4 separate regions of the Homo sapiens genome follow, and all the other regions are linked to region 1. Evidence: chromatin contacts called from ENCODE Hi-C data. All regions are on one chromosome and are shown on one strand. Each heading gives the region's core, a stretch centred on a gene start or an enhancer-like site at or near the end of the contact. The rest is flanking DNA. Distances are from core to core; before and after follow the strand shown. Region 1 holds the start of BCKDHB (branched chain keto acid dehydrogenase E1 subunit beta). Region 2 holds the start of SNHG5 (small nucleolar RNA host gene 5). Region 3 holds the start of SYNCRIP (synaptotagmin binding cytoplasmic RNA interacting protein). Region 4 holds the start of EEF1A1 (eukaryotic translation elongation factor 1 alpha 1).

What was found. A loop is a pair of places that touch in the nucleus more often than their neighbours do. Pooled maps may share reads with other maps.
Region 2: a pooled map shows a loop between it and region 1 (12-fold over the local background). The contact joins the promoter of SNHG5 here to the promoter of BCKDHB in region 1. A Hi-C loop is called at or near these places in 9 of 50 pooled maps.
Region 3: a pooled map shows a loop between it and region 1 (14-fold over the local background). The contact joins the promoter of SYNCRIP here to the promoter of BCKDHB in region 1. A Hi-C loop is called at or near these places in 9 of 50 pooled maps.
Region 4: a loop to region 1 is called in a pooled map, with 12 times the contacts of the local background. The contact joins the promoter of EEF1A1 here to the promoter of BCKDHB in region 1. A Hi-C loop is called at or near these places in 5 of 50 pooled maps.

The regions. Positions count from the first base shown.
Region 1 is chr6:80,105,350-80,108,049 of GRCh38, forward strand. BCKDHB (branched chain keto acid dehydrogenase E1 subunit beta) reads left to right here and starts at 1,322. Exons shown (of 10, transcript NM_183050.4): 1 at 1,322-1,540. The coding sequence starts at 1,345. RefSeq lists enhancers at 1,118-1,618, 1,585-1,664 and silencers at 1,205-1,404, 1,435-1,534.
Region 2 is chr6:85,677,389-85,680,088 of GRCh38, forward strand. It overlaps SNHG5 (small nucleolar RNA host gene 5), which reads right to left and starts at 1,345. Exons shown (of 6, transcript NR_003038.2): 1 at 1,306-1,345; 2 at 748-800; 3 at 566-644; 4 at 407-487; 5 at 36-104. It overlaps SNORD50B (small nucleolar RNA, C/D box 50B), which reads right to left and starts at 271; the gene lies at 201-271. RefSeq lists enhancers at 926-985, 1,156-1,315.
Region 3 is chr6:85,641,556-85,644,255 of GRCh38, forward strand. SYNCRIP (synaptotagmin binding cytoplasmic RNA interacting protein) reads right to left here and starts at 1,331. Exons shown (of 11, transcript NM_006372.5): 1 at 1,242-1,331. RefSeq lists silencers at 381-430, 651-800, 1,391-2,410.
Region 4 is chr6:73,519,749-73,522,448 of GRCh38, forward strand. It overlaps EEF1A1 (eukaryotic translation elongation factor 1 alpha 1), which reads right to left and starts at 1,284. Exons shown (of 8, transcript NM_001402.6): 1 at 1,252-1,284; 2 at 135-308. The coding sequence starts at 278. RefSeq lists enhancers at 1-444, 402-701, 445-1,266, 992-1,101, 1,152-1,231 and 1 more and a silencer at 1,812-2,041.

The sequences.
Region 1 (2,700 bases), core at 72-2,571:
TCCTTAGTTTAAACCCAAATTTGACTATGTAAATGTAATTTCATTTTGTTACCCCTTCCTTCATTAAAACAAAAATACCCTTCATGCACATGCAAAACACTCTACCCCACACTATTAAAACAGCAGAAATGAACACTAACAAAAGCCAAGATAAAAAATTTCCCCAATGTTGAATTTTTGGACTTAGTGTGGGGGTAGGAAAAATGGAGACATAATTCTGGTTCTCCCTTTGGCAGTTTTCAATTGCTGTTTCTTAATCTCAGTCAGAAAACACATTTCTCTGCCTCTCCTTTTGCCCCATTTCTACCCTCTCCTCCCTTGCCCCTGTGCAAAACCAAAGATGGGTTAAGAGGCAAGGCATAATGGAAGAGGAATGTTCTTTTCCTCCACTCCCACTTTCTTCTTCAAATTCTGTTTTGGGACCATCCTTCCCCACCCTCCCATTTTCATCTGATGGACACACTGTCTCTGTTGTCTCTTGTCATATTTGATTTTATGATATTTCATGTTTTATGTGCTTTTTTTTTTTTTTAGTAAATTCATGGACAGAGAATGTATCCTGGTAAACACTTAGATTAAAACAAATTTACATAGTTGATTACTATAAATGAAAATTAGTGACTCAAATTCTCCAGGTTTCTAAGCTACTTAGACTAAGCCAATCAGGTAATTTTTGCTACTTCTGGGCAAAATGTATCTGAATTCCTATTCAGTGGATTTGCAGGATGAAATCTAAGTTTACCTCTTTCATCTCTCATTTAAATGTGGAAAAACGAAATCAATAAAAATCTATATATGCTTATTAAGCATTTTAAGGAGGGTGTGAATAAGGAGTGAAAGCTTTGAGCAGTGACTACAGCAGTTTTTCGAAAGTCAAAACAATAACCAATGCCAATCAGTAGCTCTCTTCACCTCTCACACAATAATAGAGACAGGACAGGATAAAAAAGGGTTACATTTAAAAAAAAGTATGGATGTTAAACCATTGGAAATGGCACTGTAAATGACACCGGAAAAGATCGCCTCCAGGCACTGTGTGGAACTTTGCAAACTCGGGTCCTCACCCGAGGACCGCACGGCCGACCTCGGGGAGGCTCCACCCCAGAAACTATTTCATTGGCGCCACCTCTAGCCCACACTTCCCCTCTTCCGCATGCGCACAAGGAGCAGAAGCCGACCAGCTCGTCACGTCGCCTTCCCCGCCCCTAAATTTCCAGTTCCGATTGGTCTGTTTCATGGGACCGCCCCTCTGGCCCGACCAATGTGGAAGCCTCCTCGGGTGCTCCGCCCTCCCCGCAGGCGGCGTGCGGCTGCATAGCCTGAGAATCCCGGTGGTGAGCGGGGATGGCGGTTGTAGCGGCGGCTGCCGGCTGGCTACTCAGGCTCAGGGCGGCAGGGGCTGAGGGGCACTGGCGTCGGCTTCCTGGCGCGGGGCTGGCGCGGGGCTTTTTGCACCCCGCCGCGACTGTCGAGGATGCGGCCCAGAGGCGGCAGGTGGCTCATTTTACTTTCCAGCCAGATCCGGAGCCCCGGGAGTACGGTGAGCCCTGGGACTGCCCACTCGGTCCCGCTGCAGCCCGGACTCCCAGGCTCGCAGGCGCCCGCGAGGGGCAGGGGCCGGCAGGCTGCAATCCTTGCATCCCAGCTTATTAACTTCCTGACTCTCTGGAACCTCCTTGCCTCAGGGTCTAACTGTGGTTCACTTCTTGCTCTATTTTTGTGACTGTTCAGCCCTCGAGACGCAGTCCCCCCTCCCCCGCAACTTTGAGATGGGTGAGAGGGCATACTGCCACCTGGAAGAGCCTGAGGGTGGAGGGGTGGTGCCCAGGGAACGCCTCCCTTTTCTCTGTCCTCCGTCCTTGCTTTCTCAACCCAGGCCTTAGGTGTTGTTCCAGCCTGGCCAGGACTGGGCCACTAGCTTAGGTAGAGGCATTTAAAAGATATATATATATGTTTATATATATATATTTTAAATGTATATTATATATATTATATATAAAATATATATATGTATATAAAATCAATTCAGTTACTCAGTCCCTTGGTTTCTTCTTACATACAGAAATTGTGTGTATGTGTGTGTGTGTGTGTGTGTGTATATATCCACACACATATATATATGTGTGGATATATATACGCGCATATATATGCATATATATGTGCGCATATATATATATATGCATATATATATATGCACACATATATATGCATATATATATGCATATATGTATATATGTCCCTTGGTTTCTTCTTACCTACAGAATTCTGAGTAATTGAACTGATTTTCCCAAGGTCACAGAACAGGTCCTTCCTAGAGATGTGAAAGAATTCAGACTTTCTACTTGAGCTTAGTACTGAGCTTGTCCTGGGCTATGCTGCCACTTAGCCAAGGAGGTGAAGGGGATGAGAGGAGGAAGCCATAGGAAGGGCATGTAGCAAACTCCTCATAGTATGACTGTTGCATGATTTTTACCATTTCTGCAAGTTTCATGTAATGTCTCTCATCAGAATATCAGATCCAGTGTCTCTCTTCAGAATATCAGGAAACTGTAGGGAAACATGTATTGCTTCCTTGTCTAATAACTTCTCATGTGCATGCTAGAGCTGACATTTTTGGAAGTGTGTCTTGTGGATAAGAATGAACAGTTATTGAGTGCTTACCAGGGTCAGGTGCTGTGTGTATGTTTCATCATCTCATTT
Region 2 (2,700 bases), core at 95-2,594, 5.6 Mb after region 1:
ACTGATCTCTAAGCAAACAGAAAAACTCCACTTACAGAAATCGTTGCAACTTTGGAACTTCCAAGACAATCTGGCCTCTATCAATGGGCAGACAGCGACCCTCACTGTTGGCAGAAAAAAAAAAAACCCAGGATTTTATAACACAACTGTTATAAAATCACGGCAACAAAATTTACTCCACCTCTGAATTACTGGTCTTAATCTCAGAAGCCGAATCCGTACTTATTTTTCTTCAGGTTATCAGCTTCGGGATAGGTTTCATCATTGATTAGACCAATCAGACCTTGTATATGTACACATAATACATTAAACTGCACTTCTGTGACACTGACTACAAACCAAGGTAATGCTAAAAGGCAAGTATTATAGTACAAATACTACAGAACTTTTAAGCCATACAACCTACTTCAAAATGAAGCTGCTAGTCAGTCACATTCGACATTCATTATCTTCACTGGCTACTCGTCCACACTCAGAACGCTGTTCACTGACAAAAAAAATTTGATTTAGTCTAGGTGTGGATTAAATGCTATGCTCAATCATAAAGTACTAAAACAACACATACCTGTTAAAAGTGTCAGGTTTTAACCAAGCGATTTTCCATTAAATATTCTCCCAGATGTTCTGGAAGTTTTTTCGTGTATCTAACAAAAAAAAGTAAATTTCAAACGATGCAACAGTTCCTATTCCTGTAAATCAACAGGTTTACTCCTTTAGTTTGGAAACTAAGCTTAACTAAGCTCTTACCTTTGCATCTTCAGAGCTGCTCCACTGTGCCACTGAAGACAGCGCCATTGTTCCTGCGGGAAATCGGTATTTAAGCATTCTCGCAGAAATGTCACACTCCAAGGCGTTTTTCCACACAAAACCCTTCCCCTTCATTAATCCGAATTGCACACAACGCCGCCTTCGAACAGCTCAGTTTCAATACAGGGTCGAGGCTTCCCATTTTAAAACAACGCCGACGGAAGGCCTTCGCCATTTTAGTAAAGGCCCTTTGCTGTTAAAACTAACCCTCCGCCCCAATTAAGGTGGTTTTTCCGCCGCCGCTCAGGCACATGCCGGAGGCCAGCAAGTTCGGCGCCCGTGGCCGATCAGCGGTTCCTCACGCCAAAACTCGGAGCCTGTGGCCGTCACGACTCAACCTCAGTACATGTGGCAGTCCGGCCGCACGTTTCCCACGTGCAAGCTTTCAACTCTCAGCACTCTAAACTCTTCACTAAGATGTCTTCACAGGATTAAAGCTCTTAACTCGGCCTGCGCCACCATCTTTTGCTCGGATACTAGCCCGCAATACCCACTCACCTACCACCCGCCCAGACGCTCGCGAAGGCCGACGTAAAAGACCGAAGTGCGCAGCCAGTAGCTCCTTATATAGCCTCCCGGAGTCAGAACGAGGCCGTCCCGCCCTCTCGCACCTATTGGACATGGAAGTAGACAGGGGTGTGGTCGCGAATTAGCGGGAGCGCGCGCGGTGGCTCTTCTGAGGCCCGTTCCGCGTTGTGGAGCGCGCCGCAGGCCGGCCGCGCGCCCGGCCATTTCCCGGCGCGCGCCCGCAGGCGCACTGCGAAGCGTCTCTTACGAGTCTGGCGGCCGACTTGGCCCTACGTGGCGCGGGTGTGGCGCCAGAATTCAAACAGCTGCAGTTGGAAACGACGCTTTCGCCTGCCACGAGCCAAGTCCGTCCAGGACAGATTGGGTCCGAGAGTGGACACAAGTTTTGCAGCGCAGGGCGGCCTCAGCTTAGGACCGATTCGAGAAGCTGGGCTGGCTGGCTGGCTGGCGCTGGGCTGTAGTGGGCCCCCAGCGGAGGCCGCCGGAGGAGCGGGCGAGCCCTGGCCGCAGCACTCCGGGAAAGGGCAGTTGGCTGGCAGAAACGCTTGGGTGAAAAAGCGGAAAGCGCCACGTGAGAACAGCCCCGGCGTGCGGCCCTGCAGGGCCTCAGGGCGGGCATCAAGGCCCCATGGGGATCCATTCCTCCTCACGCTTCCTCGTGCCAGGCATCCGGTTACACTAAACGTGACCATACAAGTCTCCCTCAAACAGCGAACGTGAGGTTCAATACTCCATTTCGCAGAGGAGAAAACTGAGGCTTAAAACAGCCAGGTAATTTGCCTAAGGTCACACAGCTGAAATGCTTTGCTAATTTTTAACTTCTTTGTACTCAATTAGTTATATTGAAAACGAGAGAAAGATTAATTTGAGAAGTATCCCTGAATACTTTATCCAGACGACAAACACAAAATTCAAAAGCAGTGCTTTGATTAATTAGCATGTTCGAGTGAATATGTCTGCGTGTGTGTGTGTGCACACGACATTTGAACATTTCAGTATTTGAAAATTCAGGTCGTTCTTCACTTCTATATTTCAAAGCACTACTTATTAAAGTTGTTTATGTGTGCATTTGATTACGGTCCGATTCTGCTAGAGTGTGGGAGCAACACATCTGATTTCGTGCTCTGCTGTTTATTTTTTCTTAGAACAGTGCCTAGCATTAAGTAGGTTGTCGGTAATGGTTAAATGAATGAATGAATGAACAAATACATTCGGTGGCTTTTTAGAAAATTAGAATGAAGATCAAACTTCACATTCAAAGATAGTAGTGAAAAGCACTTTTCTCTAACAGGAACCTATATGATGAAGTATTGACTGGGCCGGGCATTTTGTCGGTTTTTGTATTACTTTGTAATGTCTTACATA
Region 3 (2,700 bases), core at 81-2,580, 5.5 Mb after region 1:
GCCTATACCTCCCTTTAAAAAAGCCTTACAGTCACTATCGCCTGACAAGCCAGATTTGGAGCACAGGGCACAGAAGGACCGATTCACCATATTCTTCCTCAGCACCACCCCTGACTCACCTGCTAACACTCCCTAGGAAAAACCATATTACAAATAGAGCCCAATCAGCACGGGTACGAGCCAGCGTGCCACATGCAGCTGTGCCCGTTCGGAAAATGAGGTGTGTGTGGAGAAAGCAAAACTGGGCTCCTCTCTCTCAAAGATAAACCCCCAAAGTGCGCGCTTTTCCCGCCTGCCGCTTATAGATCGGTAACAACAGCCAGCGAAGAACAAAGCGCTCATACAAGCCACCTTCCCACCACCCAATTTCTCCACCCTTTAACCCCGCACCCCAAAGCCCGCCCCTGACTCCGCACCCAGAGCGGCAGTCTCACCACTGCGGCCGCCAGGAGCCCATTAGAAACACGTGCTCTGCGCCTTCCAATGTCCTACAACTTCCTTCAACGGCAACCCAACGAATCCCAAACCAAGACGACCATCACTGGTTCCCAACATCAACCCGAAGCCGCGGTCGGAGCCCCCAGAAAGCTGCAGCAGCACAATCTCTCCCCTGAACACCGAGGCACCGGCGGCGCCAGGCCACAGGCTCTCCCCGCCCCCCAGCGCCGCCGTCTCCGCCGTGACACATGGCTCTCCGCCCCTGGCGCTCCCCGGGCGCCGACGACCCCCGGCCGCCCGCCCGGCCGAGACGTGACCCGTGGCGCGCTGTGCAGGTCCCCACCCCTTACCCTTCCGTGCAGTGACTGCGACGCCTGCCCGGCAACCCAGCAGCGTGAGGGCGTTCAGCGGACGGCTCAACGCCCGCGGGACCGTGAGCACCGCCCAAGCTCGCCGCACGGCTGCAGGACAAGACCCACTCCTCTCCGCCCACTCCCGCGCCGCGGCGACCGCCACGACAGCACCAACTCTGAAGCCGCTCGCGGTCCGTGCGGGCCACGGGACCGTGGAGGCGCCTCCTCCCAAAGCGCCGCAGACAAAGCCCGAACCGCAGCAGCACATGGAAAGGAGGAAGTGGCGGCGCGGGCCGCGGCCTACTCCCAGGCAGCCCCAGTCAACGTGCTCTTCTCCCCATTGGAATCCATTTTCCAGAAAAGCCGGTTTCTACCCGCGCCACCCTCCCCCAGCTCACTCCACAATGTCATGGAGCTCCCCTCCCACACCCAGGTTCTGGCAGTCGTTACCTCCCCGTTGGGCTGAGGCGGAGAAATCCTGTCCGATGGTATCGGGTTGCGGGAAACGCGTGCTCGCTGCTCCCTGTGTCCGGCGCGAGTGGAGCTGTTGTAAAATGGCGGCCGAAGCTCACGCCGCTGGCAGCAAACCCGATCCAGTTCCACTCGCCTCCGAGCGCGCTCCCGGTGCGCGCGCGCGCCCCCGCGTGACCCCCCCTTCCCTTCCCTTCCCTTCCCTCCCCTCCCTCGCGCGTCCGCTTCACTCACTCCCTCAGCCCCTGCCCTCCTCCAGCTCCTCCTTCTCCCCCTACCACCACCACCACCACTAGCCTCTGTCCGCCTTCTCTCGGCCTTTCTTATTCCCGCCCCCCGCTCCTTTACCCCACTGCTCCCACTCCCCTCTGCGGTCGCTCAGGCACGAGTGGCCGCCTTTCCCCTTCTGGCTCGCACGCTCCCTCACTCCCTCCCTCGCTCGCTCGCACTCTCGGCCCGGTCCCCCAGTCCCTGCCGAGTCGGCTCCTCTCTTTCTCTCTCCCGCGCTGACGTGACAACGTAGCCTACGCCTCGGGACGCGCGCCCGCGGGCTCCGCCCCCACGCCGCGCCGCCTTCCCCGCTCCTCACCCCTTGGGTTGGGGGTGGGGGAGGCACAAGACCCCGCCCTTCCGCTCCGACGGTGGCGGCCGAGGGGCCGAGACTGAATGAAAGGCCCGCCCCTTCCCCTCCCGACACTCCCCCTCCCTCTCCCCTCCAGGCGGGGCGGGCCGGCTCAGCGTGTCCCACTCGTTTTCCTTTGTCAGGAGACTGGCATCTCCCCACCCCGCCCCACCCCACCCCCTCCCCGCGACACCATGCGCACGCCACCCCCACCGAGCTCCCGCCCGCCCCATCCCTGCCCGGTCCGGGGCTGGCGGGGCAGAGTGCTGTGGGCGCTGAGTGCGACTGCCGCTTCCCGGAGGGCACCCACCGGTCTGTGCGCGCCCGGCCCCCGCCCCCGGCTCCGCGGCCGCGTAGCCGTTCCAGGCGGTGTCCACGCCGCTGCCACCGCCCCGCGCTCTCCTCCTCGGGAAGCTGCAGGCGCACGTGTCCCCCGGGGCGGGGCGAGGCAGACAATGGGGCCAAGGGGGAGGGGAGCGGCGCGGAGACCCGCGGACCTTTGGTCCGCCGGACTGGCGGTACTCGAGTGCGAGAGTCGCCCTTGGAGACTCGATCTCCCCAACTGGACAGTGGGCCCTCCTCGCAGCCGCGCGGCTCCGCTTTCACGGGAACCTTCGGCGAAGGGAGGGGCGCCCCAGGCTTGGACGCGGAAACCCCGGCTGCTTTTGAAGGGGGAACGGGGCTGGCTCCAGTGGAGCGAGGAGCGGCTCCTGCCTTGGGATGACACGAAGGCCAGATTTGGAAGCGAAACCGCCCGGTGGTGAAGGGTTGTGCAATACTCCGTTTCAGTCCCTGGCCTTTTAAGCAGTTAAGGGC
Region 4 (2,700 bases), core at 34-2,533, 6.6 Mb before region 1:
AATTATTTCATAAGTAAGGTCTTAACTATTAGCATTCAGATCTAAACCACTCACTAGTTCTGGGGAAATCACCTAATGATTCTGCTGGTAAAACTCATTTTAGTTGATCTTTCCCTTTCTGGTATTAAACATACCTCAGCAGCCTCCTTCTCAAATTTTTCAATGGTTCTTTTGTCGATGCCACCGCATTTATAGATCAGATGGCCAGTAGTGGTGGACTTGCCCGAATCTACGTGTCCAATGACGACAATGTTGATATGAGTCTTTTCCTTTCCCATTTTGGCTTTTAGGGGTAGTTTTCACGACACCTGAAATGGAAGAAAAAAACTTTGAACCACTGTCTGAGGCTTGAGAATGAACCAAGATCCAAACTCAAAAAGGGCAAATTCCAAGGAGAATTACATCAAGTGCCAAGCTGGCCTAACTTCAGTCTCCACCCACTCAGTGTGGGGAAACTCCATCGCATAAAACCCCTCCCCCCAACCTAAAGACGACGTACTCCAAAAGCTCGAGAACTAATCGAGGTGCCTGGACGGCGCCCGGTACTCCGTGGAGTCACATGAAGCGACGGCTGAGGACGGAAAGGCCCTTTTCCTTTGTGTGGGTGACTCACCCGCCCGCTCTCCCGAGCGCCGCGTCCTCCATTTTGAGCTCCCTGCAGCAGGGCCGGGAAGCGGCCATCTTTCCGCTCACGCAACTGGTGCCGACCGGGCCAGCCTTGCCGCCCAGGGCGGGGCGATACACGGCGGCGCGAGGCCAGGCACCAGAGCAGGCCGGCCAGCTTGAGACTACCCCCGTCCGATTCTCGGTGGCCGCGCTCGCAGGCCCCGCCTCGCCGAACATGTGCGCTGGGACGCACGGGCCCCGTCGCCGCCCGCGGCCCCAAAAACCGAAATACCAGTGTGCAGATCTTGGCCCGCATTTACAAGACTATCTTGCCAGAAAAAAAGCGTCGCAGCAGGTCATCAAAAATTTTAAATGGCTAGAGACTTATCGAAAGCAGCGAGACAGGCGCGAAGGTGCCACCAGATTCGCACGCGGCGGCCCCAGCGCCCAAGCCAGGCCTCAACTCAAGCACGAGGCGAAGGGGCTCCTTAAGCGCAAGGCCTCGAACTCTCCCACCCACTTCCAACCCGAAGCTCGGGATCAAGAATCACGTACTGCAGCCAGGGGCGTGGAAGTAATTCAAGGCACGCAAGGGCCATAACCCGTAAAGAGGCCAGGCCCGCGGGAACCACACACGGCACTTACCTGTGTTCTGGCGGCAAACCCGTTGCGAAAAAGAACGTTCACGGCGACTACTGCACTTATATACGGTTCTCCCCCACCCTCGGGAAAAAGGCGGAGCCAGTACACGACATCACTTTCCCAGTTTACCCCGCGCCACCTTCTCTAGGCACCGGTTCAATTGCCGACCCCTCCCCCCAACTTCTCGGGGACTGTGGGCGATGTGCGCTCTGCCCACTGACGGGCACCGGAGCCTCACGCATGCTCTTCTCCACCTCAGTGATGACGAGAGCGGGCGGGTGAGGGGGCGGGAACGCAGCGATCTCTGGGTTCTACGTTAGTGGGAGTTTAACGACGGTCCCTGGGATTCCCCAAGGCAGGGGCGAGTCCTTTTGTATGAATTACTCTCAGCTCCGGTCGGGGCGGGTTGGGGGGGGTGGTGACGGGGAGGCCGCCTGGAAGGGACGTGCAGAATCTTCCCTCTACCATTGCTGGCTTAGCTCCAAAGGTTGTATTGAGATTAGGGTGTACCTTCGCCTCTCAATCAGCCTCCCGTCCTCAGCCTTGCCATCTCGCTAGTCCGGGACAAATCCCTAGAGCGTCTTCCTCTGCGGGTCTCAGCCCAGCCCGGGGTTGGCTCCTCCTCCGCCCCGGCTTCCGCGCCCCTCCCGTGTGGCAAGGAGTACCAGGCCCGGGGACCCCGAGGGGCTTGGGGCGAAGGGTCGGGACTGGGGGCCTCCTTAACGGCTCACGGACTTGCGAGAGGTTCGGCTCGATGGCCGTGAAAGCGACGAATCCGCTCCTGTGCTGGCCTCTTGGCTCCTTCCATTCAAAGCCAGCTGCTTTTATGGAAGCCCGTAACACGTCATCTCCCCCTGGTACTCCAGATGTCCAGGCTTTCAGTTTAGAATAGACTCAGTCCTACAGTTAGCTTTAGATCTAATTCTAGTTTTGTTACGCCAAAAAGTTCCTGCGAGTGTGTGTGTGTGCCTCATGGTACTTTTTAAATTAAAAGGTGTACAGTTATTTGATTGCAAACATAAGGAACCTAAAATGCTTTCAGATTTTCCACATGATCTCATGTAGAGGCTAAGATCTACAGCATCAGCAAGTTTATCCACCCAGTTTCCTAACCCCAACACTTGCTATGAAGTCACAGCTTCTCCTATTTAAATAAGTGCCTATTATATTTAAATAAGTGCTGTCGTTTTCTGTCATCCTATCGATTGTAACTGCATTTTAGCATAAATCTAGGGCAAGATTGGATGAGCTTGGCCTTTTTGGATGGCTATCAAGGCAGGCCTTGGGAAATGCTCCTCTGAGGAAAGAAGAACGTTTATTTTTAATGAGCTAATTACTAGATCATTATGTTTCTTCTTCCAGCTGTAGAATATCATTGCCCAGCTTCTCGAACAAACTTATTTATTAACAAGTATTTGAGAACCTACTATGTGGCCAACGCTAAGTACTGTG